2 separate regions of the Homo sapiens genome follow, and region 2 is linked to region 1. The links are chromatin loops, found by intact Hi-C in ENCODE. Cell type or tissue: PC-3. All regions are shown on one strand. Each heading gives the region's core, and the rest is flanking DNA. Links, peaks and the distances in the headings are about the cores only.

The links. Hi-C counts contacts between places; a loop is a spot of excess contacts. Peaks named below come from ENCODE experiments on the same cell type or tissue, not always from the same donor. Only the 100,000 strongest peaks of a DNase experiment are listed, where the experiment ranks them.
Region 2: it touches region 1 in a loop (4-fold over the local background); 2 of 110 quality-filtered maps call a loop at or near these places.

The regions. Positions count from the first base shown.
Region 1 is chr12:29,156,911-29,173,775 of GRCh38, reverse strand. The region is part of intron 1 of FAR2 (fatty acyl-CoA reductase 2); the gene reads right to left. Among named protein-coding and RNA genes, the nearest start is that of FAR2, 16 kb to the right of the region's middle. In PC-3, for the core only: no CTCF peak of the experiment used is centred there; DNase peaks (open chromatin) are centred at 8,815 and 10,415; H3K27ac peaks cover 2,569 bases.
Region 2 is chr12:29,421,099-29,437,963 of GRCh38, reverse strand. The region is part of intron 1 of OVCH1-AS1 (OVCH1 antisense RNA 1); the gene reads right to left. It also overlaps a transcript of OVCH1 not described here. Among named protein-coding and RNA genes, the nearest start is that of OVCH1-AS1, 40 kb to the right of the region's middle. In PC-3, for the core only: a CTCF peak has its summit at 9,784; DNase peaks (open chromatin) are centred at 6,103, 7,393, 9,063 and 12,033; H3K27ac peaks cover 4,334 bases.

The sequences.
Region 1 (16,865 bases), core at 3,933-11,932:
GTTCTTGGGTAGGGGGGGTGTGGGGAAACAAACAAACCAAAACTGCGGACGGTTTTGTCTTTCAGGTGGGAAACACTCAGGTATCAACCGGCTTACCCTTGAAATGCATCCTAAGCTATTGGGACCAATTTGACCCGCAAACCCTGAAAAAGAGGCAACACATTTTTTTCTGCACTATGGCCTGGCCCCAGTATTCTCTCTCTGATGGAGAAAAATGGTCACCTGAGGGAAGTATAAATTACAATACTATCCTGCAGCTTGATCTTTTCTGTAAGAGGGAAGGTAAATGGAGTGAAATACCTTATGTCCAAGCTTTCCTTTCATTGAAGGAGAATCCACAACTATGCAAAGCTTGCAATTTACATCCCACTAGACGACCTCTCAGCTTATCCCCATATCCTAGCCTCCCTATTGCTCCCCTTCCTATTAATGATAAGCCTCCTCTAATCTCCCCTGGCCAGAAGGAAACAAGCAAGGAAATCTCCAAAGGACCACAAAAACCCCCGGGCTATCGGTTATGTTCCCTTCAAGCTGTAGGGGAAGGGGAATTTGGCCCAACCCGGGTACACGTCCCCTTCTCCCTCTCTGATATAAAGCAGATCAAAGCAGACCCATGGAAGTTTTCAGATGATCCTGATAGGTACACAGATGTCCTACAGGATCTAGGGCAAACCTTTGACCTCACTTGGAGAGAAGTCATGCTACTGTTAGATCAAAACCTGGCCTTTAGTTAAAAGAATGCAGCTTTAGCTGCAGCCTGAGAGTTTGGAGATACCTGGTATCTTAGTCAAGTAAATGATAGAATGACAGCCAAAGAAAGGGACAAATTCCCTACCAGTCAGCAAGCCATCCCCAGTATGGAGCCCCACTGGGACCTCAACTCAGATCATGGGGACTGGAGTCAAAAACATCTGTTGACCTGTGTTCTAGAAGGACTAAGAATTAGGAAAAAGTCCGTGAATTATTAAATGATGTCCACCGTAACTCAGGGAAAGGAAGAAAATCCTTCTGCCTTCCTCGAGCGGCTACGGGAGGCCTTAAGAAAATATACTCCCCTGTCACCTGACTCACTCAAGGGTCAATTGGTCCTAAAAGATAAGTTTATTACCCAATCAGCTGCATATATCAGGAGAAAGCTCCAAAAGTGAGCCCTGGGTCCTGAACAAAATCTGGAGGCATTATTAAACCTGGCAACCTCAGCGTTCTATAATAGGGACCAGGGGAACAGGCCGAAAAGGAAAAGCGAGATCAGAGGAAGGCTGCAGCCTTAGTCATGGCCCTCAGACAAACAAACCTCAGTGGTTCAGAGAGGACAGAAAATGGAGCAGGCCAATCACCGGGTAGGGCTTGTTATCAGTGTGGTTTGCAAGGACACTTTATTTTTTTTTTAAACTTTTAATTAAAAAGTAAACTTTAATGTCGAAAATGCAAACTTGGGGAAGACAGAAAAGATCACACACAAGGCTGTCACTTAACACTTGGAAGGTTGCACAGTGGCTGGGCAGAGGTGCTCCTCACTTCCCAGATGGGGCAGCGACCAGGCAGAGACACTTCTCACTTCCCAGACGGTGGGGCGGCCGGGCAGAGGCACTCCTCCCTTCTCAGACAGTTGGTGGCCGGGCAGAGGGCATTCCTCACATCCCAGATGGTTGGTGGCCAGGCAGAGGCGCTCCTCACTTCCCAGACAGTTGGTGGCTGGGCAGAGGCGCTCCTCACTTCCCAGACAGTTGGTGGCCGGGCAGAGGTGCTCCTCACTTCCCAGATGAGGCAGCGGCCAGACAGAGGCGCTCCTCACTTCCCAGACTGGGCGGCAGCCAGGCAGAGGTGCTCCTTACTTCCCAGATGGTTGGCGGCCGGGCAGAGGCACTCCTCACTTACCAGTCAGTTGGGCGGCAGGGCAGAGACGCTCCTCACTTCCCAGATGGGGTGGCGGCCAGGCAGAGACACTCTTCACTTACTAGACAGGGCAGCGGCCGGGCAGAGGTGCTCCTCAGTTCCCAGACAGTGGGCAGCTGGGCAGAGGCACTTCTCACTTCCTGGATGGTGGGCAGTCAGTCCGAGGTGCTCCTCACATGCCAGATGGGGCAGCAGCTGGGCAGAGGCCCTCATCACTTCCCACATGGTTGGCGGCCAGGCAGAGGTGCTCCTCACTTCACAGGCGGTTGGCAGGCCGGCAAAGGCACTCCTCACTTGCCAGATGGGGCGGCAGCTGGGCAGAGGCACTCCTCACATCCCAGACAGTGGGCAGCTGGGCAGAGGCGCTCCACACTTCCCAGATGGTTGGGCAGCCGGGCAGAGGCGCTCCTCACATCCCAGATGGGGTGGCAGCTGGGCAGAGGTGCTCCTCACTTCCCAGATGGGGCAGCAGCCGGGCAGAGGCACTCCTCATGCAAGGACACTTTAAAAAAGATTGTCCTATGAGAAACAAGCTGCCCCCTCGCCCATGTCCACTATGCCGAGGCAATCACTGGACAGCACACTGCCCCAGAGGACAAAGGTTCTCTGGGCCAGAAGCCCCCAACCAGATGATCCAACAACAGGACTGAGGGTGCCTGGGGCAAGCACCAGCTCATTGATGGCCAGGAAATTGACTTCCTCCTGGACACTGGCATGGCTTTCTCATTGTTAATCTCCTGTCCTGGACAGCTGTCCTCAAGGTCTGTTACCATCTGAGGAATCCTGGAACAGCCTGTAATCAGGTATTTCTTCCACCTCCTCAGTTGTCACTGGGAGACTTCGCTACAGATAGTAAGTATGCTTATCTAATCCCACATGCCCATACTGCAATATGGAAAGAAAGGGAGTTCCTAACCTCTGGGGGAACCCCCATTAAATACCACAAGGAAATCATGGAGTTGTTGCACGCAGTGCAAAAACCCAAGGAGGTGGCAGTCTTACACTGTCGAAGCCATCGAAAAGGGGAAGGTGAGGGGAGAACAGCAGCATAAGCGGCTAGCAGAGGCAGGGAAAGACCAGCAGAAAGGAAAGAGAGAAAGAGAAAGTCAGAGAGAGAGAGAGAGAGAGAGGAAGAGACAGAGACAAAGAGGAGTCAGAGAGACAGAGAAAGAGACAGAAAGTCAAAGAGAGAGAGGAAGAGACAGAGAAAAAGAGGGAGTCAGAGAGAGAGAGAAAGAGAGAGACAGAAAGTCAAAGAGAGAAAGGAAGAAACAGACAAAGAGGGAGTCAGAAAGAGAGAGACAAAGAAGAAAAAGAAAAAGAAAGAGAGATGAAAATACTAAAGAAAACACAGTGTATCCTATTCCTTTAAAAGCCAGGGTAAATTTAAAACCTATAATTGATAATTGAAGGTCTTCTCCGTGGTACTCCAGTACCACCTTGTTGTCAGTGTAAACAAGGGCATAGCCCGAAAGCACTGAGGCCACTGACAACCCATAGCCTTCCTAACAAAAATCCTTAACCCAGCAGGTTTCCTAACAGGGGATCTAAATCTTAATTACCATACAAAGGTCTGACCAGACCAAGGAGGAACTCCCTTCAGGACAGGAGATAGATGTTTCCTCCCAGGCGATTAAGGGAAAAAGACACAATGGGTATTCAGTAAATGATAAGGAAACTCTTGCAGAAGCAGGGTTAGGAAAATTGCCTAACAACTGGTCTGCTCAAACGTGCCAGCTGTTTGCACTCAGCCAAACCTTAAAGTACTTACAGAATCAGGAAGGAGCCATCTATACCAATTCTAAGTTAATATGGGCTGAATGAGGTCTTATTAATAGCAAAGAATAATTGAAATCCCAAACTTACAAGGTTTTCAACAAAAGTAAAGTTTGCTAAAAAAGTTAACAGTGTAACTTGTATTATCCTAACTTCTAATCTTACGGAAATCATACCCTATCTGTGCCCCTCAAAGCTCAAGTCCAAGAGTGCAGGGCCATACAACTAATACCCCTACTTATACGGTTAGGAATGGCTGCTGCTACAGAAACTAGAATAGCAGGTATATCTACTACATTATCCTACTACTACAAACTCTCAAAGGATTTCTCAGACAGTTTGCAAGAAATAACAAAATCTATCCTTACTCTACAATCCCAAATAGACTCTTTGGCAGCAGTGACTCTCCAAAACCGCCAAGGCCTAGACCTCCTCAATGCTGAGAAAGGAGGACTCTGCACCTTCTTAGGGGAAGAGTGTTGTTTTTACACTAACCAGTCAGGGATAGTAGGAAACGCTGCCCGGCATTTACAGGAAAAGGCTTCTGAAATCAGACAATGCCTTTCAAATTCTTATACCAACCTCTGGAGTTGCACAACATGGCTTCTCCCCTTTCTAGGTCCCGTGACTGCCATCTTGCTATTACTCGCCTTCAGGCCCTGTATTTTTAACCTCCTTGTCAAATTTGTTTCCTCTAGGATCAAGGCCATCGAGCTACAGGTGGTCTTACAAATGGAACCCCAAATGAGCTCAACTAACAACTTCTACCAAGGACCTCTGGACTGACCCACTGACCCTTTCACTGGCCTAAAGAGTTCACCTCTGGAGGACACTACAACTGCAGGGCTGCTACTTTGCCCCTATCCAGCAGGAAGTAGCTACAGTGGTCATTGCCCAATTCCCAACAGCAGTTGGGGTGTCCTGTTTAGAGGGGGGATTGAGAGGTGAAGCCAGCTGGACTTCCTGGGTCGAGTGGGGACTTGGAGAACTTTTCTGTCTAGCTAGAGGATTGGAAACGCACCAATCAGTGCTCTGTGTCTAGCTAAAGGATTGTAAATGCACCAATCAGCACTCTGTAAAAACGCACCAAATCAGTGCTCTGTGTCTAGCTAAAGGATTGTAAACACATCAATCAGCACTCTGTAAAATGGACCAATCAGCACTCTGTAAAATGGACCAATCAACGCTCTGTAAAATGGATCAATCAGCAGGACATGGGAGGGGACAAATAAGGGAAGAAAAGCTTGCCACCCCAGCCAGCAGCAGCAACCCACTTGGGTCCCCTTCCACGCTGTGAAAGTTTTGTTCTTTTGCTCTTCACAGTAAATCTTGCTGTTGCTCACTCTTTGGGTCCACACCACCTTTAAGAGCTGTGACACTCATCACGAACGTCCACGGCTTCATTCTTGAAGTCAGCGAGACCACAAACCCACCAAAAGGAAGAAACTCTGGACACATCTGAAGGAACAAACTCCAGACACACCATCCTTAAGAGCTGTAACACTCACCGCGAAGGTCCGCGGCTTCATTCTTGAAGTCAGCAAAACCAAGAACCCACTGGAAGGAACCAATTCTGGACACAAGATGAATACTAAATTATGATTATTGGTAGTTTGAATTACTTTCTGTTCATTTCTTTCTGAGCCTGTTCTTTAGAAATGAGCTTTTGAAACATCTGAACATGCACCAAATGAGGATGCCTCACAGGGCCTAGTCTGTCAGTAAGCACACTGCTCTCCATCCCCAGAAATGAGCTGACCAGAAATATCATCAGGGTAATTTGACATTTGCTAAGAATATAAGGTCCCCCACGTACCCTCACAGTATCATAAATCTCAGTAATTTCTGTCAGCAAAGGCAAAGGTTCATCTAATTGCAGGCTTCCCTTTTATGGAGCGAGAACCAAAGTTCAGCAACTCCCAGCTGGCCTCTGGTTTCAAGCGGGATAAACTAACTGTGCAGGAAAGACTTCCCTGGCATCTGTGTTTACTCTTGACTGACACGTTATCAAGATCCCACCCTCTGCTACTTTCTGGAATCCTGCGTAAAAAAACTATTTGTATTTCATCTATGAGGGTATGCACATTTATTTTGACGACACTGTTTATTTGGGAAGCACCATCTCTCCAAGAATGTCACATTAGTAACTGGTAATGAGGAATTTTTTTCCCACAATTCCCATCACTATCCTTAAAGTTCTTGTTTCTTACACGAGGTGTAATAGTTAATGCTTTGATACTCTCTCTAGTCATTGGTCAAAGCTGCAATTTACCGTCATATATTTATCTAAAGCAAACTTCCTTACTGAATAAGGCAAAATGTCAACATAGAAGTGACTAAATAAAGCACCAAATTGTCAGGATAATTCTTGAACTGTTGTTGGATTGTAGTATTTATATGACAACTCCGTGGAGGCATTACTTAATCAGAAGAGCTAATGTAAAGTACCTCTGGGTGACATTCAACCACAAGAGGAAAAGTGATATAGGATAATGACGTAACAATTGAAGAATAGAAGGATGTAAAAATAAGGGTGTGTGTGGAATGCTCATTTATTTGTTAGTGAAATGAAATGTTTGAGCATCTACATGCTCTGAGAGACTGAAAAGGAGAGAACGAAAATAAGTGGAAGTAAGCCTCTGGAGAAGTTCAGAGGGAATAAAATTTGTAGAAAAACGTAGGTCAGACTTGAATAGGGGAATGTCATGTCATCCTCTAAAAAGAAGGAAAAGAGGGAGGTTGGAGCAGAACCAGAGACAGATCTTTGGTTATTTTTCTTTTCTCTGTGGAGTGTGAGGCAAGATCATATAATGTTAATTTAAAAGTTGCAAGTAAAGGAAAAAGCTCCTGGAAAGGGGTAAATATTTATAACAACTCCTTCAGATAGAATAGAAAACACACCAGAAACCAGCAAAGAAGCTGAAAGCAGCAGAGTATCCAATGGGGATAGCGATGGATTTGTACCATCTCCATTTCATACACATACTTACCTGGTTTTTCTCCAGCAACGCCTGACTGCTGGTGGTTGGAGCAGGAAAAATCGATTATTGGCAAGATCCAAATTGGGAGTAACAAATAAAAAGGGTAGGAATAGAAGCAGTTGGCAAGGGTACTCTTAAAGTAATTGACCTAGGCTACACAGAGAAGGAAGCAAGATCCAGAGGAAGCTCATTGACTATGAGAAAGTGCATATGTTTATCTGTATCAGGGGCAGGGATCGTGGGGAGTTTAAAGAATGAAAGTCCTGCTGAACTGGAACCATAGCTATAGGGGGAGAAAGAAACTAAGAGAGCTGGAAGTAAAGAAGGTCACTGTCCAAGAGTGAACTGTCAGATTTAGAGATTTCAGATATAGCTGTCTGGAGCAATGTCAAAGCCTGAGGACTTGCCTTGGAAGTAGGTTTCTAAAAATCGGGTGCTTTAGTGCTTAAAATGAAAACTGATGAAAGTGTGAGGTCAAAGCATCAGAGTGCTGAATGTTCATCCACATGGACTTCAATGTTAAGAATACTCTCAGAAGTAGGAAAGGAGAGGACATATGTGAGCCACATATTTGATAAATATCAGGGAATAATCTGGAGGTGACGGGCAACAGCAACAAGGACTGACAGAAGCTATGGAAATTGCCAAAGAGGAGAGGCTTTCCTTTTGGTCAGAAAGCAGAGATCTGCATTATCAACATGGAAAGATAAGACAACACTTGGTCCACCTCACAAGGTTACTCAGGGACTCACATAAAATAATGGACATAATAAGTCCTCCAAGGAGTGTTAAATGTAATTTAAATGAAAATTACTATTATCATGTATAAAATTATGTATAGATATAGATATTAAAGTCTGTACACACACACACAAAAGACCTTATCAGTCTTAGATACTGTCAATACCATTTACTATTAATATATCAGCAACTCTTATAATTTACATCTTAGACTTTATATTAACAATTCTCAAAGCATTTCATGCACATATTTCAGTATCTTCTCACAAAAACCTTGGGAGATAAATAGTGTAGATGTTGTTATTCACAGATGAGGAAACTGAGGATCAGAGACAAGTAGTGATTTGGCTAAGGCCGCTGTTAGTGACAGAGCCAAGACTGAAATTTTGATGAAAGAAATTTACAACTTCTAACTGCTATAGGACAGGAGAAAGCTTTTTACCAGGTGTTTATTTGCTTCCTGTTTTTCCTATACAACAACATCTAGGACATTTGGACACCTGATAACTCTGTTCTATATTTTTTTTCTTAATTACCATGTATTAGAATATTAGAACTCTGTGAACTTAAATGTATTGAATTTGCAAGGAAACTCTAACCTCAACAGCTAATTTCCTCTTCAAGGCTCCAAATGTTTACCTATTTGGTACAACTGCTTTCCAAACTGTCCTTGATAACAAAGACACTCTGTTCTTGAAAAATTTGATCATCGAAAAAGAAGAAAATCATTTTTCATTGATTTTCAGGCAAATATGATGCTACTTTTAATAGAAATGTGTCTACTACATTCAAACAAAATGGGAATATTTCAACACCCAAAGCATTCTTTAGGTTAGTTCTCAAAGGAGATTTTTGAGTTGGAACTCTCTCCTAACCAAAATTATGCTTTCAATAATAACTATATTTTTATGTTAATTGCTTGCTTAATGATTACATTTTAAACTTTGTGGGCCTAATTTTCCTCGTCTGTGATCCCTGGGATTGATGCGACAAACTTTTTGTAAAGTGTCTTGCACTTGTGAAACATTCAGTAATTAGTAAGGGTGATTTTAATCAGCCATAATTTGTAATTCTGAATTTCATCCTTAGAGTATTTCCTTCTTTTGTGTAAAATGTATCACTAGGGTGACACCAACAAGAGAAAATAAACTATTGCAAACTTGAATGGTTGCAAACTTGAAACCACAGCCTAACGTAGGAGAGGTTTACATACTAATTACTTAAAATGTGAAGCAGATAGGGAATCATCTCCTTAAGCAAGATACAAATACCTGAAAACAAAGAGAAAATATTCAGCAACTTCAGCTACATTAATAGTAAGAACTTCTGTGCTTCAAAAACACACAAAAAAGGAAGTGAAAAGACAATTCACAAACTGGAACATATATTATAAACCAACAGTATGAGTCATCGTTAATCTGTTTATGACACCAGGCAACAGCAAGTAAATAGTTCTGTAAGGAACTCCACTCATACTGCTTTTACTGCTAGGGTGTCCAGCTTGCTACTGTGTCCCTGTGATTTAAAAGACACAGGAAAGATACATCTTTAGTTTAGTTTTGTTTTTCCTGCTTCTTTAACATCTCTCTGCATCTTGGTTCATGCACAATTGGAGACTCATCACACGAACAGTCTAAGACTCGTCAAAGTCATGCAACTAGAACAGGGTTCTTCAGTAGCCTCTGTGTCTGTCCTACTCCTCAGTTCATGGCTCAGAGCTGGAGCTCCCTTCACTCTCCCCTCCGTTCTTCCCTCTTCTTAGCCTTAGATATGCCCTTCTCCTTTTCCCGTCTCTGCAGGGCCAGCCGGGGTGTCCAGAATACCAAGGGCCTTCAGATGTTGGATGACCAGTATGTCACCAATATCACACCCTGTGAGGGAGATGGAAACTAGGCCTGCTGGTACCAAGAGTTGGGCTAGGGAGGGAGTGAGGGTGGAGGACAAAAGAACAGGGAGAGGAAGCTAGCTCATCCGAGAACTTTGATGCTAAATTTCCTTTTGGAGCAGAAGCCAATTCCTGTCTAGATGCAGGCATGAGAAACAAGCAAAATGGCAGCAGCCGCGTCGGCAAAAGTAAACCCAGCTGTATTCCTAGGGACTAACTGCCTCATCAAGGCCTCGTGCCTGCATAAGTGAAGAATGGGAAAGAGACCTAAATAGGTGTACTATGCAATTCCTGATTGTTCTTCCTAAATGAAGCTTGGTGCAATCGATTTTGAAAAAGCTAAATGGCCTTAATAATAAGGGAAACACTTCCATAGTACTGTATTACGTGTTGAGCTCTGTCCTAAGCAGGTAACACACACGAACTCATTTACTTCTCAGTACAGCCCCTTAGAGGGTATCTATTATTAGGTCAAACCATATGAAATTGCCAACACTCAACCATTTTGACCTACAAAGGGCAATTGTGCATGGTTCAATCTGCATTTCACCTGCATTTTACAGATGAAGAAAGCCAAATGCAGAACATTCAAGTAACTTGCTAGTAAGTGACAAACCCTGATCTAGGCAATAGGGCTCCTGTTTCTGTGGCCGTGATTAACTGTGGAAATATCTGCCTCTCTACCACACTGAAATAAAATGATGGAAATGGTTTCTTCCAACCTAAAAATTCTATCCACGAATCTGTCTCCCAGTCTCCACACACCTATCTCTTCTTGACTTGCCTGTTTCTTTTGAAATGATATCACTGCTCACTCAGTCACTCAGCTGGAAATCTAAGAATGGATTTTGATTTCTTTATTTCTCTACCACCAGAATTCAAATCATATTTATTAAGTCTATCTCAGCAGAAGCTGCAGAATCATAGGACATGAGAGTGGAAAGGAACTTTAAAGATAATCTAGTCGTTTATCTGATGTAGACATAGAGCACAATCAGGACAATAGTCTGAACTCCTGGGTTCTGGTCACTGCTCTTCTCTGTCTACTACAGTTGTCACAATGGACAAATGCTGTGGATAATACCTCTTTGCTTCTCCAGAACTTCGGGACCAACTGTAATGCTGTAACTCTCACATATGACAATAGCTTGACTCACTAAACACATACTCAGTGTCAATCACTCTTCTAACGGAAGAATGAATTAGCAGATCAACTCTATGGTGGTTACTATTATAAACCCCATTTAACAAATAGAAAACTAAGGCACAGAGAAATAAAGTGATTTGTCCACGGTCACACATCTTGTAGACTAGCTCTAGAGGCTATGTCCTCCATTCATCCTTCATCCTGTCCTATCCTTCAGTGGGCAAACCTCAGACTTTGAGAAGGGGTTCCCAGGTCTCCCCTCACTCTGGGCTGAGTTGAATGTCCTATCTGCCAAACTCTCACAGCCTCTATTCATTATCACATTTATGTAAGTGACTACTTAGTTGTCTATTTTCTCCACTGGATTGCAAATGCCTTCAGGGCAATGACTGTGTTTTACTCTTCTTAATATTCACAGAATTTAATACAATACTTGGTACAATAATCATTGAATAAATACTCGTTGAATGAATGCGTCAAAGAATGAATGGCCACCTAGCTAATCTTTCTGCCTTCAATCTCTCCTTATTCCATGTCTTCCACCTTGATGAGAGTTGGGGGAACTAATGAGACAGTAAATGTGTGAGTATAATGAAGACAAGTGGGCCTTGTCTTCATTTGCCTTCCTTAATAATAAAAGATAAGCCTTTTGGTTATTTCTCCCCAAATGTTTGGTCAAGACCTTTCCACACTATTAATTTTTTTCACCAATAACCCTTATGTCTAGGATCCAAATTAATTTTAAATTGTATACTTTGATTTTTTAGAGTGATCTATTTCCAAGGGGATGCATTTATTTGTTTTATTTTACTTAATCTATTAGACCAGAAATTAGGTTCCTGCAAGCAGATTAAATGAGCATTTGACCTTAACACTGAACAGCCTAGGCTATTCACAGTCAAAATGGGCTGCAGAAGTCATTATAGTGAGATATGTTTTAAATGACTTGATCCTTAAATGTGTTCATTCTGAGGCATCCAGACTGCTACTGTGTGCCCGTGATTTAAAATGAAATGCAGAATTCTAATGATTAATGTAGAGTCAATTGAATATCCACATGGAAAAACATGTATTTTATTTCTCACATCACACAAAAAATTAATTTCAGATGGATAGTATAACTTTTAGTGTAAAAGGCAAAACAACACAATTTTTAGAAAAGAACATCTTGCTTCATGAGTAGGCAAAAAATACTATGAAGAACACCACTAATAAATTGAACTCTATTAAGATTAAGAATTTGTGTTCATTAAAAGATAAAAAAGAGCAAAAAGGCCAGGCATAGATTGGGAGAAGACATTGACAAAGCACATATCTAACAAAGGAATTGTATCCAGAACATATAACGTATACCCACAAATAACTATGAAAAAGATAGATAACCCAATAGACAAATGAGCAAAGACTTGGGGGACATCACAAGAGAAGATATCCAAGTGGCCAAAAAATATATAGAAAGGTGCTCAATCTTTTCACTCACCAGAGAAATACAAATAAAACTACCATGCCTCACAACTACTCTCTCACCCAAATGGTTAAAATGAAAATGACAGAAAATAAGAAGTGTTGACAAGAATGTGGAACAAGGGAAATTCTTGACTACCACTGCTGGGAGTATTACTTGAACGATCACTTTGGAAAACGCTTTGGCAGATTTATTAAAGCTCTTTGCATAAAGCAATTTCACACCTAAGTATACCCCAAAGAAATGTGTACGTATGTTTAACAAAAGACATTCTCAAGAATGCTCATAGCAGCTCTAGTCCTAAGAAACTCACAATGGAAACTACTAAAGTCTTCATCAACAGAATGCATAAAGTATGGCATATTCACAGTATGGAGTATTACACAGCAATGTGAATGAATAATCTACAAATACACACAATAATTTGAAAGATCTCACAAACATAATATTGAGTAAATAAGCCAGATGTAAAAAAAAGTATTACTATATAATTTCATTTATACAAACTCCAAAAACTGGTAAAGCTAATCTATGTTTGAACTTGGCTAATCTGTGACTTAGAAGTCAAGACAGTGGATAATCTGGGAGGCACTAGGTACTGACTGCCCAGGAGTATGAGGGGAGCTTATAGGATGCTGATAAATGTTTTTCTGCTTTTCTTTTTTAACTTGGAAGATAGAATCTGGGAGGTGTCTGTGTGTGTTAAATGCATTTGTGATATATTCACTTTTCCACACAGATGTTATACCTAAAAAATAATAAAGATCATGTGGAGAAGAAACTCTTGGTGAAGTCAGTAGTCATTACTTATGTTCACTATTAATCCATACCAAAAATATATGTACTTTTTTTTAGTACACAGAAAGTGGTTTGCAGATAGTTTCATCTCATTTTCCATTGTGATAATAAGAAGTCAAGTAATAATTTCCTGGGTGTTATGGGTTGAATTGTTTTATATGTTGAAGTCCTAAACCTCAGTACCTTAGAATGTGACCTTATTTGGAAATATGATCACTGCAAATACAATTAGTTAAGATGAGGTCATACTGGAGTGGGGGGGGGTCCCTAATCCCATATGATGGATGTCTTTATAAAAAGACAGATATACGCATAGAAAGAAGAGGATGTGAGACACAAGGAGAAGACAGCCATCTATTAGCAAAGAGAGGTCTGGAACAGATCCTTCCCTCACAGCTCTCAGAAGCCAACCCCGCTGACACCTGGATCTCAGACATCTAGCCTCCAAAACTGTGAGACAATACACTTCTTTTGGTTAAGCCGCCCAGTTTGTGGTACTTTGTTACAGCAGCCCTAGCAAATGAATACATTGGGAAGACTGAAAGGTTAAGTAACTTGCCTTTGAATACAGCCATATAGCAGGAAGTTAAGTAACTTGCCTTTTGATACGCAGCCATATAGCAGGAAGTGAAGGTGATATCAAGGGTTCTTCTGCACCGGAAACACCCACCTCCCACAGTCTACCTCAATTAGCATCTCATACACTTGGCAAGGCTACTGTAGGGAATGGAGAGCCATGGAAGGTGTTATGCAGGGGAATGACATAATCCTTTCTCTGTTTTGGAACAATGTAATGCTCATGAATCACTGAAGATGAAATATAAAATCCTATGTATCCCAAACAGCTGTACAGTCTCTGTGAGGAATCTTCAGAAGGCATCTTTCCTGAACTGACAGTGGCCAAAGTCTAGAGGACTTCAAGGAACTAAAATGGCCCACTTAATGGCTCCTAAAGCAGTCATTACCCCATGTTGTTCTGGTCATGAATTCTGTGAGAATCTGTTGAAAGCTAGAAATCCTCTCATCAGACAATGCCTGTACTCATCTAGTTCAGGAGAATAAGTAAGGACTTATAGGGCAGATGGTTGGTTTTTGATCTTGCCTCCAGAAATAAAGACAGATAGCTGAAGATAATGGGGTTTTTCCACTTATCTTAGAGGAAGTAAGCAACTAACTACTGATCCTATGCCAAGATTCAACGGTATCATTCTGGAAACTTCATAACTTCTTCACATTGGTTATTTTTGCTCTTCCCCTCTCACTTTCCCCACAAGGATTAGCACTTAAGTACTTAAAACACCAAGAGTTTGTGTCTATCTTTAGATACAGAAGGAAAGTAAAGCTAGAGGATGCAAGCTACGTCTCAGCCAGTTTGAGGAAAGAGAGGACCTGGTGACACAGTGAGTAAACGAGAGGAGAGACACACAAGCTAATAACCCCCAAGCCTTGCGGTGGTGAATCAAGAACATTGTTTTCTGGGGAAGAATTTTCATGATCTTCCCTATGGAATTTTTCATAATTCATTTCAACTCTATTTCCCATCATACCCTCTTTTTTTTTTTTTTCCGAGACAGAGTCTCACACACAGTGGCGCAATCTTGGCTCATTGTAAGCTCTGCCTCCTGGATTCACACCATTCTCCTGCCTCAGCCTCCCGAGTAGCTGGGACTACAGGCACCTGCCAACATGCCCAGCTAATTTTTTGTATTTTTCGTAGAGATGGGGTTTCACCATGTTAGCCTGGATGGTCTCGATCTCCTGACCTCATGATCCGCCCGCCTTGGCCTCCCAAAGTGCTAGGATTACAGGCATGAGCCACCGTGCCCGGCCTCCCATCTTACTCTTATTGGTGTTAAGTGCTTGGTGCTATGGGAAGTCAAGTCATTGACTGGGGCTAGTTAGAAGAGGGAAGAAGGGAAAATAAAGATATATGAGCATTGTATATTTACACATTGGGTATCATTACTGAAAAATTGCACAAACTCCAAGTTGCAACCGGCCAAATATTGCTCAAAGAGTAGGGAGTACTAAAATTTGAGGGCTGGTACTATAACTTGTTTTGCATTCTATTTGCAAAGCTAAACACCCTGCCTGGCACATAGTAGGTACTCAGTAAATAGTACAAATGAATAAATGAATGAATGGAATGGAATTGTCATGGGATTTGCAGTCATAAGATGTGGATACTAGCCTTGATGCACCCACTAACTAGATGTGTGACAAGCCACTTTACGTCTTCAGGACTGGCTTTTATTTTCTTTAAGAGAATTGAACCAAATATAGATATGGTACTTGAACATTCTACAATTTCCAGTGTGAATATACTTAGTTAAGACAAAGCTATTTGCACTCACTACTATGTACTGTAGACAAGATGGTGTGATATGTGCCAACATATAGTATGTCTAGGAGTTCAAGGAAGTCTAATTTGGGAAAAGTTTGTTCTGTCCTAAAAGAAACTGAGACCTAAATTTATCTAAGTGTCATCCTGTGATCAGCAATGCATTCAGCGGCACTTGCATAACCATTGCCTCCGGCAGGACTGCACCAAAATAGCAGAAGGAAAAGAAGGAAGAGGCAATGTCACACTTCTGCTAAGAAGAGAGTTATGGCAAGTACAAGTTGCTGAGAAAGAAGCAAACTGCTCATTTGGATGAAGGAAATTAATTCTTTGAAGCCATCAAAGATTCCTGCAGCTTTGAGAATAGTTTGGTAAGTGGATCTCAATCCCCAGAAAACTCTTTGGTAAAAGAACAAGTGCCCATCTTTTAGATCATGTGCTTAGCTTCAGGGCAGATATGTCCTGAAGGTCTTGTGTAAACAAAACACAAGTGAAATAATATTCAATTCAAAATGAGACAATAGTTACAGTGAAATAGAGAAATACAAAGTTGGTTTTTTTACTTATTATTATTTACTGACATCAAGTTGGTTTCATTAATATTTACTTAATATCTATCAGAAACAAATATTATTTTAAGTAAACAGTTTCTCTTAAGTTTTAGGCAAATTGCTCTATGATTTCACTAACTGAATACCATCCATCTTTAAGATGCTAAAACTATGTTACTTCTATCCATACAACTTTCAGTATTAAATATCCTTTATTGAAAATAATAAGCAAAAATCTTTAATACATGCACAAACACTGACTTGTTACAGTTTCTTTTACTCAGTTTATCCATTTCTTCTGGGCAGATTCTTTTGGTTTCTTGACAATACTGTGCACTGGTGAATCTAACTCTGCTGGAAGTGCTTAAGTGGTTTCAAATATGTTGGGACCAGACACATAACTTAATTGCCATCCTAATTTCCAAGGATCTTGCTTTCAAGGATACCTGGGATTTTTGCTCACTTCTGTGGAATGTGCCCTCACAATGACCTGTGATAAATAGTGCACGATTTTTAAAAAATGATCTAAAATGTGGGGTGTTTTTATAACTATTTCTCATTTCTTGGCTCAGGAAATATTATTCTTGCCTCCTATGGTCATCCTGTTATTCATCAGCAGATGCTACTGATCCAACAGCTTCCCAGCTAAGATGGAAGGATGAGTAAGTGGTTGGAGAAGCCATATTTTTGTCTTTTCTACACAAATTCACAGGGAGGAGTGTTTGCTTTCTCTTCCTCCCTTCAGGTGTGGGCTTCAATGTTTTGGGGCTGTCTCTGGAGAAGCCTGGGAAGTTAAAATGCCTTAAAAGCAAGATGTCCAAAAGCCATAGGGGATACATATTATCAACTGCAGGATGAAAAATGCTTTTGCAAACCTGCAGCAGTTAAGGATACAAAATGATCTAGGACTTCGAAATAATACAGCTAAATCAACAAGCAAATGTTATTCTTAGTGTCTGGCAATTACAGTAAGGCTTTTTTTTCATTGTTTAACCACATTGTTTAATCAATTTTCATTGTTTAATTGCATTGTTTAATCACATTGATACATATATATATATATATATATATATATATATATATATATAAAATGTTCTTTGCTTTAATACTGGTGTTGATTAAAGTGGGAAAATGTCTATTGAATGAAGATGTCACCTGAAACCAGTCCTCTTTATAAAGTTAGATATCTCACAGAAATCTTCCAATCAATATGGCTGGCAATGAGACCCATAATCCAAACTCTGTGATCACACAGCACACCCTCGTCTGAAAATATTTTATGAC
Region 2 (16,865 bases), core at 5,160-13,159, 260 kb before region 1:
GTTTACAGATCAATAATAGAAAAGCTAAAATCTGTAAAATAAATTTATAGAACCTAGATACCTTTGACTTAGTCTTGATTAAAGTTAAACCAGAGGTCCTGTGCCTTCTGTTTTCCACTTATTTTTCAAAAGAATGACACACTGTTGACCCAAGTGCTTTTGAGAACACAAAACACAGGATTAACCATTAGCCTCTTTTGATAGATAAGAAAGGTTACTGAATATTTACATACCAGTTACTACACAATCTAAATTAAATCTCTTGTTTCTTGTCACAATGAAATTGATCCTCTGGCCATCTCTTTACTAAAGAGGGCAGAGTTTTCCTGTAATCATGGAAAGCATACTAGTTCTTAGGATCCTTGATTTGAAACCTTGAAAACTATGAGTGTTACAGCAAACTACATTTACTAGAATGTTTGTTTCAGAACATATTGTGTATGATCAGTTAAACTTAGAGATAGTTTTGAAGCAAATTATCACCCTTATGATAATTCACCCATGACTATGACCATCTTGATCTACCTCTAGTTAACTCGAGTATAAAACACTGAGGGATTTTCTTTAGAATTAGGGGATTCATAATATGAAAAAATTATTAAGTACAATAAATAAGGGTCTAACCAATTCCATATTACAATTCAGAATCACTGTTGTCCATGACATACCCTACTTTTAAAAATGACAAATTAAGAGGTGAAGCCAGCTGGGCTTCTGGATTGGGTGGGGACTTGGAGAACTTTTCTGTCTAGCTAAAGGATTCTAAACACACCAGTTGGCGTTCTGTGTCTAGCTAAAGGTTTGTAAATGCACCAATCAGCACACTGTGTCTAGCTAAAGGTTTGTAAACGCACCAATGAGCACTCTGTAAAAATGCACCAATCAGCGCTCTGTATCGAGCTAAAGGTTTGTAAATGCACCAATCAGCACTCTGTAAAAACGGACCAGTCAGCACTCTGTAAAATGGACCAATCAGCAGGATGTGGGCGGGGCCAGATAAGGGAATAAAAGCTGGCCACCGGGGCCAGCAGCAGCAACCCGCTTGGGTCCCTTTCCATGCTGTGGAAGCTTTGTTCTTTCGCTCTTCACAATAAATCTTGCTGCTGCTCACTCTTTGGGTCCGCACTACCTCTATGAGCTGTAACACTCACCACGAGGGTCTGCAGCTTCACTCCTGAAGTCAGTGAGACCACAAACCCACCCGGAGGAACAAACAACTCTGGATGCGCCACTTTTAAGAGCTGTAACACTCAACTGTGAAGGTCTGCGGCTTCACTCCTGAAGTCAGCAAGACCATGAACCCACCGGAAGGAAGAAACTCTGGACACATCTGAAGGAACAAACTCTAGACACGCCATCTTTAAGAGCTGTAACACTCGCCGCAAATGTCTGCGGCTTCATTCTTGAAGTCAGCAAGACCAAGAACCCACTAGAAGGAATAAATTCTGGACACAAAATGAGCTGAGTGAGAAATTTATAGACAAATACATAAAAAATATAATATTTGGCCTTTTTAAAACAAATGAGAAAATTTAACTGCTAAATTGACAACAATTTTGAAGAATGATTATACTTGTCAAATGTTATATAACATGTATTTTCATCTCACTGAGGTATAACTTGGAGTATGTTTTCTAGAGAAATATTTTTCAAAACTAAGTTCATAAAGTACTGGGTGTCTCAACTTTTAGCTATACTTATATTATTAAAATAAGCTTTATGTATGTGCAGAGATGTTAACACACTAGATTCATTCAGCATTTTTATAGTGGCCAAAATGGAAAATAGTCTAAATCTTAGTCTAAATAATTAACAAAAATATAATATAAATTATAAATTTATGCAGCCATTAAATAAAATATTGTCACATAATTTTTAAAATAAAACACCTGTCATATTGAGTGAGAAAATCAGGATGAACTATATAATTCAAATTTGTTTAAAAAGTAAATGAAATACAGGTCTAAAAAGATCAATATGTTTAATTGGACATCTTTATAAGATTATGAGTAATTTTTTTTGAAATTCTCTAAATTTTTCCCAGTGAATAAATAAACATTTCTAATTTTAAGGCTATAAATAGGGAAAAGAAGGAGGAAAAATATGTCTTGTTCTACAAGCTGAAATGGATTCATAGTGGAGCAGTTACAGGGAGCTTCATGACAGTATTCAAACCATTTAGCAGCCTGCCTCACAAGAAAGGGAACCAGATGAGATTACATCATCTTCTGAGGGGTGCTTTAGAAATCTTAGGGTAGTGGGAGGTTGAAGGAAACTGCTATTACCAATACCCTTTTTAAGTCACGGGGCCTCCGGGTGCGGTAGCTCATGCCTGTAATCCCAGCACTTTGGGAGGCCGAGGTGGGCGGATCACGGGGTCAGGAGATCAAGACCATCCTGGCTAACACAGTGAAACCCTGTCTCTACTAAAAATACAAAAAATTAGGCGGGCGCCTGTAGTCCCAGCTGCTCGGGAGGCTGAGGCAGGAGAATGGCGTGAACCCAGAAGGAGGAGCTTGTGGTGAGCCGAGATCGCGCCACTGCACTCCAGCCTGGACGACAGAGCGAGACTCCGTCTCAAAAAAAAAGTGGTTTTTAAGAGACAGGTTCTCGCTATGTTGTCTAGGCTCAAGTGCAGTGACTATTCATAGATATGATCGTAGTGTATTCAGCCTTGAACTCCTGGGCTCAAGCAATCCTGTTCCTCAGCCTCCCCAGTAGCTGGGACTACAGGCTCACGCCACGGGTCTGGCTGTTCTAAGAAATACTGTCTAAAATGTTTCATTTTGACCAACTAATGGGTTTGACTTGTGTGGCAATTACTGCAACTTGCCTGTTATAAATTTGGCCACTGTGGATAAATGAAGGTTATATGTAGCTAAAGCTCAAATATACTTGCTAAAAATATTATATTTCAGTTTGGTGACAGCAATAACTTTTTAGTTCCCTGAGGACCCAGTCTTAGACCATGTCACCTTTTCTTACAACATATAGTTTTTAAAAGATGTACCTAAGTTATTCCGACATCATAAGAACTGGGCATTATGTCCTAGTTGATTTAGAACTACTGTCTTAAAACTGCTTAGACTCAGGAATAGGGAACATCCAGCTCTCTATTCTAATTGGCTTTTATTCAGTTATTTTTCCCATTTTTATATTGATATAGCAGAAATTTATAATTTCAAACATAAGAATTTTTTACTTTGCTCAATAATCTTTGTCTTGATGAATAGTAAGGTTTTTTTTTGTTGTTGGGGACAAGGTAAATTATGTGAAAGAGATTCACTTTTATGAAAATCTCTTACGATTTTCACATATAATGTCATTTTGGCCATGAAGAGTTTTCTCTGAGAGACTCTTTTTGTATTTCTGGTAAGTCCATTTTTTCCCTATTTGTTGTTTTTGTTCAATTTCTTGTGCTTCTTTTGTTCCATATGTATGTTTTTGTTCAATTTATTGTGCTTTATTGGGAAAATTTTGTTATCGAATAAGTAAATTAATAGATTGTAATTCTTTGTTTCATTTGTCAGCTTTAGGAAAGGACAAAAATATAATATTTAAAATTCTGACTTCTGTAATCTGTGGAGGCCTCATGCTAAACCTGTATGAAGTACAAGATTGAGCAGATTTTTTTTAACACCTAAGCATACTCTTTATTTTTCTGGATACTTGGAATATTGCGACAATACAGTCAGAAATTTTTATCCCTAGCAAAGAAGTTTCAAGTAGCTTTTCTCTTTTGGAATTCACTTCCTGAATGTACTAATATCAAGAATAATTTGTCCTTTTTTTCTTTACTTGTTTGATTAGTTCATATGTGTTAGTTGTAACCAGATTTTTGAAAGATACGCTTTGTCCGTCATCCTGTGGTTTGAGCAAAGGCACTAATAGCATTATGAAAACGGGTAACTATTGCAAATTATAGAAATCGGATATCATAGAGAAACATTTGCCATTATATTTAATTCTGAATATTTATTAGAATTCCCTCAGTACTTAAGATTAATCCATTCACACTCATTTTTTTTTAATCAGCCAGCAGGCTTTGCTTTACTGCCCATTTTACCTTTTGTTTCTTTTTTTTTTGGACATGTTAATTGAAATACAGTTTGGGAGGCATTTCCATTAAAAACATTTTACTTAATTTTAGTATGATAATGTAAGAAGTGTTGGAAAAAGAAAACAGAAGAAATTTGCATCAAATTTAAGTTATGTAAGTATATCATAAGGGACTAACATAAAATAGAAAAAAATCTCACATTTAAACCGAGAATTATTCAGACCACCAACAAATTGTTGTAGGAATATGCCAGGCACTATTCAAAGAAATGAAGATTGAGCAATGAACAAGACAGTCCCTGCCATAGTAGCACTTACAGTCTAGTAATGGAGATCGTCAATAATCATATAAAAATATATAGTATATTAAGTTACTGTATTAGTCCATTTTCATACTGCTATGAAGAAATACCTGAGACTGGGTAATTTATAAAGAAAAAGAGGGTTAATGGACTCACAGTTCCACACAGCTTGAGAGGCCTCATAATCATGGCGGAAGGTGAAAGAGGAGTAAAGGCACGTCTTATGTGGCAGCAGGCAAGAGAGCGTGTGCTGGGGAACTGCCTTTTATAAAACCATCAGATCTTGTGAGACTTATTCATAATCACGAGAACAACATGGGAAAAGCCCACCCCCATGATTCAATTACCTCCTACCGGGTCCCTCCCCAGACACATGAGGATTATGGAAGCTACAATTCAAGGTGAGATTTGGGTGTGGACACAGCAAAACCATATCAGTTATAAAGAAAAAAATACAGTGTGCAACAAAAATATATAACAGAGGAAGCTTGTTTACTTCGATGGAGGACAGGGAAGGGAATCAAGGAAAACTTGGATTTCTCTTTTTTTTAGCAAGACTCCATGGAAGTTATTTATACTCACTGTCTCCCCTTTTGCCCTCTCGTTTTTCTTGAATTTATCCTCATATGGCTTTATTTTTTTCCTACCATTTCATGGACACTGTTCTTGCTGAAGCTATCAATGACTTCCACAAGTCCAGATTTGGTAGTCCCTTCTCAGTCATGACACAGACGAGCTCTCCCTCCTCAAATCTCACTTGTTTTGGTCTCCAAAAAAGGAGAGCTCACTGGTCTCCTTCAGAGTCTTGGCTGGTTTTTCCTCATTTTCTCTATCACTGTCAGTTGAGGTATCCCAGGACCCAGTCTTTGACTCTCTTCCTTTCTTTACCTATACTCCTTCCTTAGTGATCTCACCCATTCTCTAGCTTTAAATACCATCTATACAGTGATAACTTCCAAATTTATATATCCAGTCCCAGCTTCTTTATTGAACACTAGCACTGTATATCCAAGTGTCTCCCCTTCCACTTGGCTATCTAATAAGAATCTCAAACTTAACATGACCAAAATTGAACCCTTGATTTCCTACCCCTGCCTCCAAGCTCTTCCTCCACCAATCTTTCCCACCTTAGTAGATAGCAACTCCATTTTGCTAATTAATTACTCAGGCCATTAAACTTGGTCCACCTTGATTTCTCACATTCCACATCAAGTATAGCTCATCAGTAGGTCTTTCAGTAAAATAGAGCTAGAATGCTACTACTTCTGAACAATTCCACCATAATATTTTGGTACAGCCTTCCTTTAGCCAGTTTTATGTGTAATAGCCAAAGTGATCATTTTAAAATGAGTAATTGAGATCATGTTTATAATCCAATGTTTTCCTAACTCATTCATAGTAAAAGTCCTTATAGTGCCTACAAGATGCTATAGGATCTGGCTCTTGACTATCCCTTTGATGTCTTCCCCTGCTACTTTTCCCAGTGCTCACTTCATACCCAGCCATGCCAACCTTGCTGCTGTTCCTCAGCAAGCATGCCCTCTGCTATATCCCTGAAACCTATAACTATGCGTGGTAAATAGTACTCAAGAATTGTTTATTTGAATAAAGGTAATGACATTTCAGCTAAGGCAGAGTAGGAGTGGAAAATAAGGAGGTAGCTCCTTAGCTGATGAATGGGTTAACAAACGTGTCTATTTTGCTTAGGCGAATCCTCCTGCCTGAGAGCTAATGTATGAGTAGGGGTTAACTCAGGTAAGAGACTCTTATTACATATATTCATTCTGTTTTTCAGATAAACATAGAAAACCTTTAATGTAGACATGTTTTTCGTGACAGAAGAATTATAATAGATTTATATACCCCATGTGTGAGGTTTATTCAAGATCTGACTCATTTTGTGTTCTTAAGATTGCAGATAAAACACGCTATGAGAAATTATGATATGTCTATGTGAATAAGAAATATAGAGCCATTATAATTTATATGAGGTAGTTAGTAGCATGGAAAAATGGTCACAATAAATTAAATAGGGGGAAAATGTTGTAATGGTATAAAATGGAATACAATTTTTTAAACATATACAGCATAGAAAGACTTTGCAAGATTTACATTAAAACATGAATATTGGTTGCTTAAAGGAGGGACTATAGGAGGATTTTTTTTTTGAGACAGGGTCTTGCTCTGTTCAGGCTGCAGTGCAGTGGTGTGATCATGGTTCACCGCAGCTTCAACCTCCCAGGCTCAAGTGAACCTCCCACCTCAGCCTCCCAAGTAGCTGGGATCACAAGTACACACCACCATACCTGGCTAGCACTTTTGTTTTTTTTGGTAGAGACGAGGTCTTGCTGTTACCCAGGTTGGTCTCAACCTCCTGGGCTCAAGCAATCTTCCTGCCATGGACTCCCAAAGTGCTGGAATTACAGGCGTGAACCACCATACCCAACACAACTTTTTATCTCCTCCTTTGGACTCTATTTTTGAAACTTTCTATAATGAGCATATATGCATTGCTTTTATAATCAGAATAAAGAAATATGTTATAAAAGTTTAATTGGGTGTATTGACCCTGAATGTTCTTATTCTATATTCCATGAGAGGAAAAATTAAATACAATCATAGCCTTGGGAGATTGCTTGGTGCCTTAGCAAACCGTTTCTGCCTGGACTCACAGGGGTACTCTGGGAGGGCAGCTAGAGGTACTGGGAAAAGGCCACATGGAGAAGGAACTCTCCAACTGAACTTTGTAACAATTTGAACTGATCAAGAAGCCTCCTGGCCAGAACTCAAGGGAGGGTGTTAATCTGGTGTGCAGACTCCACAGGCAGGAATAGAAGGAAAGCCATACTTGATTTCGCAGCTGGGAGGTGGGTAGCCTGGGACAAATTCTCCAGCTCTGCTCACCCACTGCCTGGAAACAGACTCAGTGCTTTTGGAGAGGGCATGGTGGAAGTGAGACAAGCCCTTTGGATTGTGTGGAGCTGGGTGAGGTCTGTGACTGTCAGCTCTCCCCCAGTTTCCCTGAAAACCTGCATGACACAGCAGAGACAGTCATAATCCTCCTAGGAATGTAACTCCATTGACCTGGGAACCTCACCCCAATCTCCCACAGCAGCTGTAGCAAGACCTGGCCAAGGAGAGTCTGAGCTCAGACACACTTAGCCCTGCCCCCACCTAATGGTCCTTCCCTACCCACCTTGGTCACTGCAGAGGGCATATACTCTTGGGAGTTCTAGGGGCCCGCCTATCACCTGTTCCTCCCCATTCGACCACAGCTGGTGCTCTCTGGAAAATGCCACCTCCTGGCAGGGGGCCAACCAGCACAAAAATAGTGCTAATGCTATTTCATAAATGATATTGAAGTTATGTTTTATGCAGTTATGGGGGAAGTGAAATATTACTATGGCATTTGCAAATTTAGAGAAGTCCTAAAGATCTTAGGTCACATCTCTTGAATATCAAGTGTCAATTCACACACCTCTAGACTGAAGATAATAATACCTGTATCTTATGATTGTGAAACCTAAATAAGATCATGTATGAAATAGGAGTGACAAAAATAAATTGAAATGTAGACGTGGTGTGACTTAATGGATTTACAGTTTGTGATTTAAGGTCAAATAATTCAGGCTGTTTGCTTTTGAAGTGGGGGTCCGTTTTTCCAAACAGAAGTCATTTAAACATAAGTAAGGATCTGTGGATACCAAGAAGCAATGATAGGAATTAATAAAGTATGCTACAGTTTAGGTTTTAATGACCTACTTGTAGACATTCCAATTAGATTCAAGTAACTTCTCTTTTTGATTATTGTATATTTTTTCTCTTTGTCTCAAGGATGTCCAGTATTGGATTTGATTCCAGTGACTTCTGTTGAGATCACATCTCTTGATTATCCTAACAGTTAACTCAACATGCTGAATTACACTTGGACTTTTTATTCCACAACAGTAAATAAAATGAAGGCCATGATTAAAGACTTTATAACAGAAGAATCTTTGAACTGTGATTGGGATTATATAATATTTATGATAGACCATATCAGCAATCAATTCTACTTTGTAAATTTATCTTTCTTAAATGGCCTACACTAACTGGCACCAAGTATTTATATAATGAATATACATGTAAAACATGACCTACATTGGCCTTGGGAACAATAGCATTTGTTGTCAGTGATTTCTCATCAGATCCTTCATTAGAATCCTATAGCATTATTGAGCACAGTTGGATGAGTATGAGATCACACTCACTGGATCTTTATTCCTTCCCAATCCTGGCTTGTCTTGACTTTTTAGTACAAAAATTCCTATCTCATTTAACCATTAGTTGGCACTCTTGGTTTTGTCCAGATGCCATATGTTTTAAAGGATTTTATTTCCTAAATGGCATTTTTAGATGGTAACTTTTTTGAAAATGTATTTACTCAGTGTTACCAGTATCAGGTTTTATACTCATAATATAGATGGCCCTTTTTAGACCTCAGATAAATTAAAGTGGAGAAAAGTTCCATTAGCCAGAATAATCTTTACCGATGAGTGGTGCTGAGGACTAAGAAATTAATGGTTGGAGGTGCTGGGAGTCAAACTCAGGGCCTTGTACATGAGAGGCACCTGTCTACCAGTGAGCTACACTCACTTACCAAGCTTGAATAATCTTTAGAAATGTATTGGTCACATAGTGTCTGTCATGCTTGAGCATTTGGCAGTATTCCATCATGAGACTGACTCATAGAGGGAAACTTTTTGAAACATTTTGTAATTGAGTATTGCATCAACTTCTCTAGTTTCCTCTTAGTTCTGCCACTTAGGACACCATTAAAATCCATTTATTGCACAGGTCAAGAGGAGGATTTTGATGCTTTCTTTTTCCAGGGACCTTGACCCCTCCTATGATAGTTCCAGATTTATAACACCATTAAGTTCAGAATTTTGCTTTGAAGTTCCAAAGTTGCCTAACTTTCCTATCAGTAAGTATGGCTCTTATTAGATTATAAAGCAATTGGGGTATGGAGGAGGGGAAGATTTATAAGTTCAAGCTATTGGTTTTCCTTAAGATGAACCATGGGTCTCCATAGCACCATACTCTTCAACCCTAATTCCTGTCAATACCCTTTCACCAAAGACCCTAGAAATGTACCTGTAGTTGAACAAATTGCATTTTGCACTCATTGCAGAGAGGGAGTATACACACCATGGAAAACCATGGGGTATCTCAGTAAGAAGGTGTTAGAAAAACCTATAATAGAGGTAGAGCTTTGGGTAATTTTGGAGAGGGTCTAAGGAAATGGACTTTGTTCTGAATTGGTTTCTGTCAGGAAGTAGAGCAATTTTACGATGGCTATCTCAGTCAAAAGGAGGCCTGGCTAGAGTAAGGATAAAACTGTAACTGGTAAAGCAGTAGCAGTTCCTCATTTTAGCCAAGAGAGGGAGGAGAGTGGTATTTTGGTGGTTGCACACAGCCGTTTTTTGTCTTACCTTATCATAGACTAGCACCGCCCTGTCTGCTGTTGATGTCCTGTGAGACAGTGTATGTCCAACAGGAAAATAACATGGTCCAGCTGCGAGCATCAGACCAGGTTCTCTGTATGTCAGGGACTGCTTTTCTCTTTCTCACTCTTTAATATTCTCCAAACTGGTAACATCATTCCTCTTTAAAAGCTCAGATTAATCAAAATTTCAGAGGTGTCAAATGATTACAAATGAGACAACCTGAATTTCTGTAATGAGCCTGTGTAATTCTATATAACAGTGAAGGGATTTGCATTTATTTGTGAGCTCGCACAATTTTACTTCAATGAACCATGCAATTTCTGTAAAGATTTTGGACCTAATGAATATAGACCCCTGTTGCTACTCTCCTGGCTTCCCCGTTAGCTAGGCTATCACCCCATTCAAGCTGCTATAACAAATACCATAGACTGAGTGGTTTCCAAACAACAAATATTTATTTCTCACAGTATGGAGGCTGAGAAGTCCAGGATCCAGGTGCCAGCAGATTTGGTGCCTGCTAAGGGCTCACTTTCTGGTTCTTAGGCACAGCCCATTCTCACTGGGTCCTCACATGGAGGAAGAGGCCTCTAACCAAGCACATTCTGTCTCAAGTTTCACGTCCTCAATCATTCAAATGCTACCTTACCTGAGACCTCCTCTATCATACAATCTAAATAGCCTTCCTTAACCTTTTCTTCTAGGGATTGATCATGGCCTGATGGAGTATTATCTTTCATTCATTTATAATTTGTCTCTTCTACCAGAATTAAAATTTCCTGGCAACAGAACTTTGTCTCTTTTGTTCTTGCTGTATCCTCAATGTCTAAAGCACTGCTTGACAGAAAATATTTGATTTTTAAAAGAAAAAGTGGAAAAAATGGCCCTGAATGAGGGAAGAGCTTGGTAACTTAGGGAACTGTCAGAGGTCAGAGTGACTAGAGAGAGATTGAGCAAGGACAGACTAGAATGAAGTGGGGTGGTGGAGCAGAGAGGCTTTCTCCAATTGTGCAGCTCAGGCTATGATAGTGACTTTGGATTTTATTCCAGTTCAATAGGAGGTCATCATAAGTTTTGACAGGGGAGTAATTTGAAGGCTGATCTGGAGTGACAAAGTGAATTGTGTCTATAGTTATGAGGCTCTTGTCTACACCTGCACTGTCCAATCCATGTTGCTATTTAAATGTAAATTAGTTAAAATGAAGTAAAATGTGACAATACCAACATTTCAAGTGCTCAGTAGCTACATGTAGCGAGTGACTACCATATTGGACAGCAAAGATATAGAAAGCTCCATCATTGCAGAAAGTTCTATTGCACTGTTTTAGACAATAGATGATGTTGCTTTAGAGGAGGATAACAATAATGGAATGCGAGTGAAGTAGACAGATCTGGAGATAGAATGGAGAGGATTTCCTGATGGATTGAATATGGAATTCAGTATGCAAATCAAGAATGACTCTTAGGTTTATGATGTGAGACACTGGAGAAAGCATTTATGGAGATGGAAAATATGACAGGGAGAAAAAGATTTATAGAGAGATATCTGTTTGGGCCATGCTAAAAACATTGCTCTGATATATCCAGATTGAGTTGCCACTAGTTAGCTAGAGATAGAACTCTTGAGCTAGTGGAGGATTTGGAGCTATAGATATCAATTTGGGACTTTTCAGTTTCTCACTAATTTAGTTATCCTTTCTCCTACATCGTCTATCTTCTCTATCATTCTCATCAGTTTCAAACATGTTCTAATATTATCTATCATTTAAAACAAACTAAAACTAATGTAAGTCAGCAATTATCCCATTTCTCTGCTTCCTTTTAAAGCAAAATTTCTCACTTTTTAAAGGGTTGATGGATTTAGGAAGTTTATGGGATCAATGGCTTAGAAGGTCATGGTGAGATTAAATAATTGTAGCAAAGAAATATTAATATACTTAGGAGGTGGTGATTTAGAAAGTGGGATGTTTGAACTAATTCCAGAGGTGTCAAATGATTACAAATTCAGAGCAGCGATAGTAAAGAATTAAAAGATAAAGGGAATCATAGTACCATAGTACTAGCTGAGTCTCACAAGTTCTTTACTTGTTGGTGTGCAATCTGGTTACTAAATATTTTGAATATCCCCCTTGGTCAAACACAAATTTAAGGAACGTTGGCAAACTGGAGTGCATCCAAAGAGCATAATGAGCAGGATGTAGAAGGGTGTGGACATCCTGGGCATGTTTACCTTGGAGAAGAGAGAAGACAGAAGGATCATAATTCTTTTTAAATATACATGGAATTCTCATGGAGAGGTTCTCAGGCCATGTACAAAACTTGTTCTGCTTAATATTATCTAATAACTTATTAAATATTTACCATTATCCAGGCATTGTTGAGCTAAGACCCAATCTCATGAAGATGAAAACTCTTAATCTTTTAACAATCTTATGTAGGTAGGTTACATTATCTTCATTTTAAATATGAGACAAGCAAGTCACAAAACTGTTAAATAAATTGCCTCCAGTGACATCGCTAATAAGTAGAAAACGTGGGACTCAACTGAAGCACTCTGTGTTCTTGGCCACTATTCTAACCACGTGGTAGTCATCACATTGATGCCTTTTGACACAAGGAGAGGAAGAACAGTCTAGAAATTAGATCAGTTTAAAAGGAGAAAATGCTGATAAGTTCCAGGTCATATCTTCAAGGCGAGCATTATATGTTTTGGATTATTTTAGAGTAAACTCTGTATTAGGTGTAATGTTCAACTTAATAATCTAGGAGCCTGTATTTAAACTAGCCCCTTTTCCAGCCACCTATCTTCAACCTACAGGCTTTATAAATGTGTTTTCTGTATTTCTGTCTAAGTCATCAATGAAATACCGTACTCGGTGGAACCAAAGACAGAATCATTTCCATACCATTTAGACCTTCCCTCCAGGTTAACATTTCTTGTATGGTTATTTAATCACCTGTGGAACTTCCTAGCCACATAATTATCTACGTACCATTTGCTGTCTGTTCACAGGGACATCACAGGCACTTTATTAAGTGCTTCATTGAAGTCAAGGTTCATTAAGTTCATCCCATTCCCCCTAGCCACCATCTAATTAGCTCTTTTAAAAAATGAAATTAGGTTAATTTAATGTGGCGTGTTAAGGATCCCATGTTGCCTTCTCATGACCACTGATTCCTCCTCCAAGTGTTCAAAAACCATCTGTCTAATAATTTGCTGTAAAAATTTTGCTGAGGTTTATTTTCGTTTAACAAATATGTATAATACTTTGTAAATACCAACTGATTTAATCCTAAGAAAATATTGTTTTTATCTACATTTTGCAGATGAGAATACTGAGGCACAGACAGAGATTGAATAACTTGCCATATAGTTAATATGGCAGGTTATTATGGAGTTATTATCTCCATTTTGCAGATGAGATTATCGAGGCACAGAGAGAGGTTGAGTAGCTTGCCATATAGTTAATAAGGGATAGAGTTGGTTCAAACCAGCAGTTTGGTTTTAGAATCTGTGCCTGTAAGCACTAAGCTATGTCCCTTCACTGACAGGACTTTGGAAACCCCTACACCTCTCTGTTTTTCTCTGTCTCCTACCTACCGCCTTATGCTCCCAAACATCCTTTTTGAAAAACAGAGTAACAGTTTCCTGTTGGGAACAGGCCCCCCAAAATCTGGCCATGAACTGGCCCCAAAACAAAATCTCTGCAACACTGTGACATCTTCATGATGGCCATGATGCCCATGCTGGAAGGTTGTGAGTTTACTGGAATGAGGGCAAGGAACACCTGGCCCACCCAGGATGGAAAACTGCTTAAAGGCGTTCTTAAACCACAAACAATAGCATAAGCGATCTGTGCCTTAAGGACACACTCCTGCTGCAGATACTAGCCAAACCCATCCCTTTATTTCGGCCCATCCCTTTGTTTCCTACAAGGAATACTTTTAGTTAATCTATAATCTATAGAAACAATGCTTATCACTGGCTTGCTGTTAATAAATACGTGAGTAAATCTCTGTTTGAGGCTCTCAGCTCTGAAGGCTGTGAGACCCCTGATTTCCCACGCCACACCTCTATATTTCTGTGTGTGTGTGTCTTTAATTCCTCTAGCGCTGCTGGGTTAGGGTCTCCCCGACCGAGCTGGTCTCGGCATTTTCCCATTTCCATTATTTTAAAACTTCCAGGTTATTTGTTGGTTCTACCCAGAACCCCTTTACTTGACATGAAAGCATCTCCAAGGTTCCCCATCACTTCCATTCCACCAGATAGAGCTGCTTTGAGGATAAGGACGATGTAGAGATTAACTACTCCCCTCCTTTCTTTCTCGGATTTCTGAGATACCGTTATCATGAAGACAAATCAATAGTGTTTCATTGTTTTATTTTAGGAGAACTTAAATGTACAGCAAATGTCCTGTTACTATCAGGACCACCTTTGTGCCAACTTCTGTGTTTCTGAATTTTAAAAGAATCATTATTGTGTTTTAGAGCAGATTGTCCCATTACTTTTGTGTCTCTGTCTAGTTATCTTCGCGCAAATGCCCTTTTTTCCTCCCATCCTTAGGATAACAGATTGCCATACAAGTGTGTACCATTTTTTCTATCAGGTCTTTCCCTTTGATCTTTTAAAAGCTATACTCTTCCATTGTGGCACTCAAATCATGAGTTCCATCCTACAAATCTTGATCTTGTATTCCTGACAATCATTCTTTTGTTAATATCAACAGTTTGGAATTTAATGTTACCTCTTTGTCCTCTTTCAGTTATGTCATTGCACAGAAAAAGTACTTTAATTATCGAATATGTCTTTCATTGCAGCTCATTTACATGGCTCCAAGAAAGAGTTTATCTTGATATCCAGTGCTGCTTACCTGACTGTGCATTTTAAGACTGATGAGTCTGAGAGAAAGAGGTTTTAAGCTTATTTTAGAAGAGATGATTCAGGAGCAATCACAGAAGAGCAATATTGAGACCCAATTTCCTATCAGTGGTAAGTAATTGCATTAAAATGTTTATTAAAGCAGATACTGCATAAGCTTTGAAGTAGAACCTGCAGCCCATTGGTTTAAGGGTCACTAGTAGTCTCCCTACTAAAAAAAGAAAAGGATATCTTCATTTCAAACCATTCCTTAAGGCATAATACTGGTAGTTCCAAATGAATCATCTGAGGTAATAAAGTTAATTTGTGTATGTGCGTTTATTATTTTTAAGAAATAATGATAAACACGAAAGTCAGTCATTTGCTATTTAAATGACCCAGTGGGGACATTCAAGCCAAAACAGAGTTCATTGTATTTCCATGTCTCTCTTACCATATCTCTTCTACCAAGTAGCTACCCCTCACCCTCATAAAGTTCCCAGAAGAGAATAGATTAGCTGAACATGTACTAACTTCTCTGAATAAAATAGAAACAAACTTAATGATTTTCTACTTATCCAATCTACTTTTAAGCCATAATTTCATCAGTTGTGCTTAAGATTTAAAAACCTAATTAATTTGTTAGTTTATGCTCCCACTGATATAGTCTTCATCTTGCAAATGAATGAACATATTAGGTGAATGAAACTTTCTGTCCTTCAACAATACACATACCATCAATTAAAAACCTAATTAATTTGTTAGTAGGAGGTCCTCTTGATTAGAGTGTAATTCAGGTGGAATTCTAATGACCAACCTTCAGTGAAATGTCCTTCTTGACATCACTTTGTCTTTTTTAAGACAGGGGAATGAATGGGCTCTTTGAAGAGTCCTTGATTTGAGCCTCATCATTCTGTAGGTGAGACTTTGAATAGTTTAAGGGATGCTCATCTAATTGACCTTTCTGTCTCCATTGCTTTTATCCTTCCATATTTCATCTCTAAATTGACCCTTCATTCTCACAGTAAAAATATTTCTATTGCCTCATTTCTTTAAGTCTTCCTTTTTTGCAGGTTGGATACTAATAAAATATTGCTGTTACACATGTGTACAAACAGCCCAAAGGTCTAAGACTGAGCATATAATGTGGATTAAAATCCACCCTTAAACCTTAATGCAGTGAAAACAGTTTTGAGTAAACAACTTTTTTTCCTAAGATCTTGGATAGTCTTTTGAGGAGTTTGCATGATTTTGGCATATATATTTAAAAGGAGAAGAGAATTGATGTTTTATACATATCTGAAAAGGAAGTAGAAATGAGTTTTAACATAATATTGAATAAACAACACAAATCCACTGTGCTAGAAACTTTTTGTTTTAAATACATGTCTGGTATGAAATAGAAATCTCCAGTAAATAATTATATAAATAAGCACATATCCTAATTCTCAAATTTTTGTGTATATTTAAGAAAATTCATACTTAAAAACATCTCTTGGTTTTTAGTTACTAAAATTATTTCCTGGAGAATTTCTTTTTAAATTTGAGAATGGAATAAACACAGTGCTGGAAATTTTCCTTATATGTGTTCTTTATATATATGTTGTATTTTGAATACGTGTAGTGTAAAGTGTTTTGATAAGTCTAGATATCTGTTACACTGGAATAACACAAATAATGCCACAGAAAGAACAATGACCAATAATTTCATGATTAGATGCAATATTTTTATTTTAAAAATCAGTTTTATGTTTTGAGTATCCTAAAGATGCATATATTAATATTTTAGTTAACTTTATTGATCTTCTTATTTTAAAAGCAGTGCAAGAAAAGGTAAGTCTCATCTCTTGATCAGAATCCTAGTTTTGAACCTAAGAAATGCCTCCATTCTGAAATTTTAATAGACTTTTATAATTACTTTTATATAATGTTTTGTTATTACTTTTCTAAGGGATAACAATAGAAAACAATACAGGAAGTTGGCCAACCCAAGACAAACGTAGCATTCCAGCTGTTGACCAATTTCGAATGGAAAATTCGGACAGAAATACAAATGTGCTGCCAGCCATGCTTGGAGAGCCTAGGTTGGTTGGTAGCTGTGCTGCATCTGCAATGTCATGGCCCTGGCTAGTTAGTCTGCAGCACCCAGACAACATTATT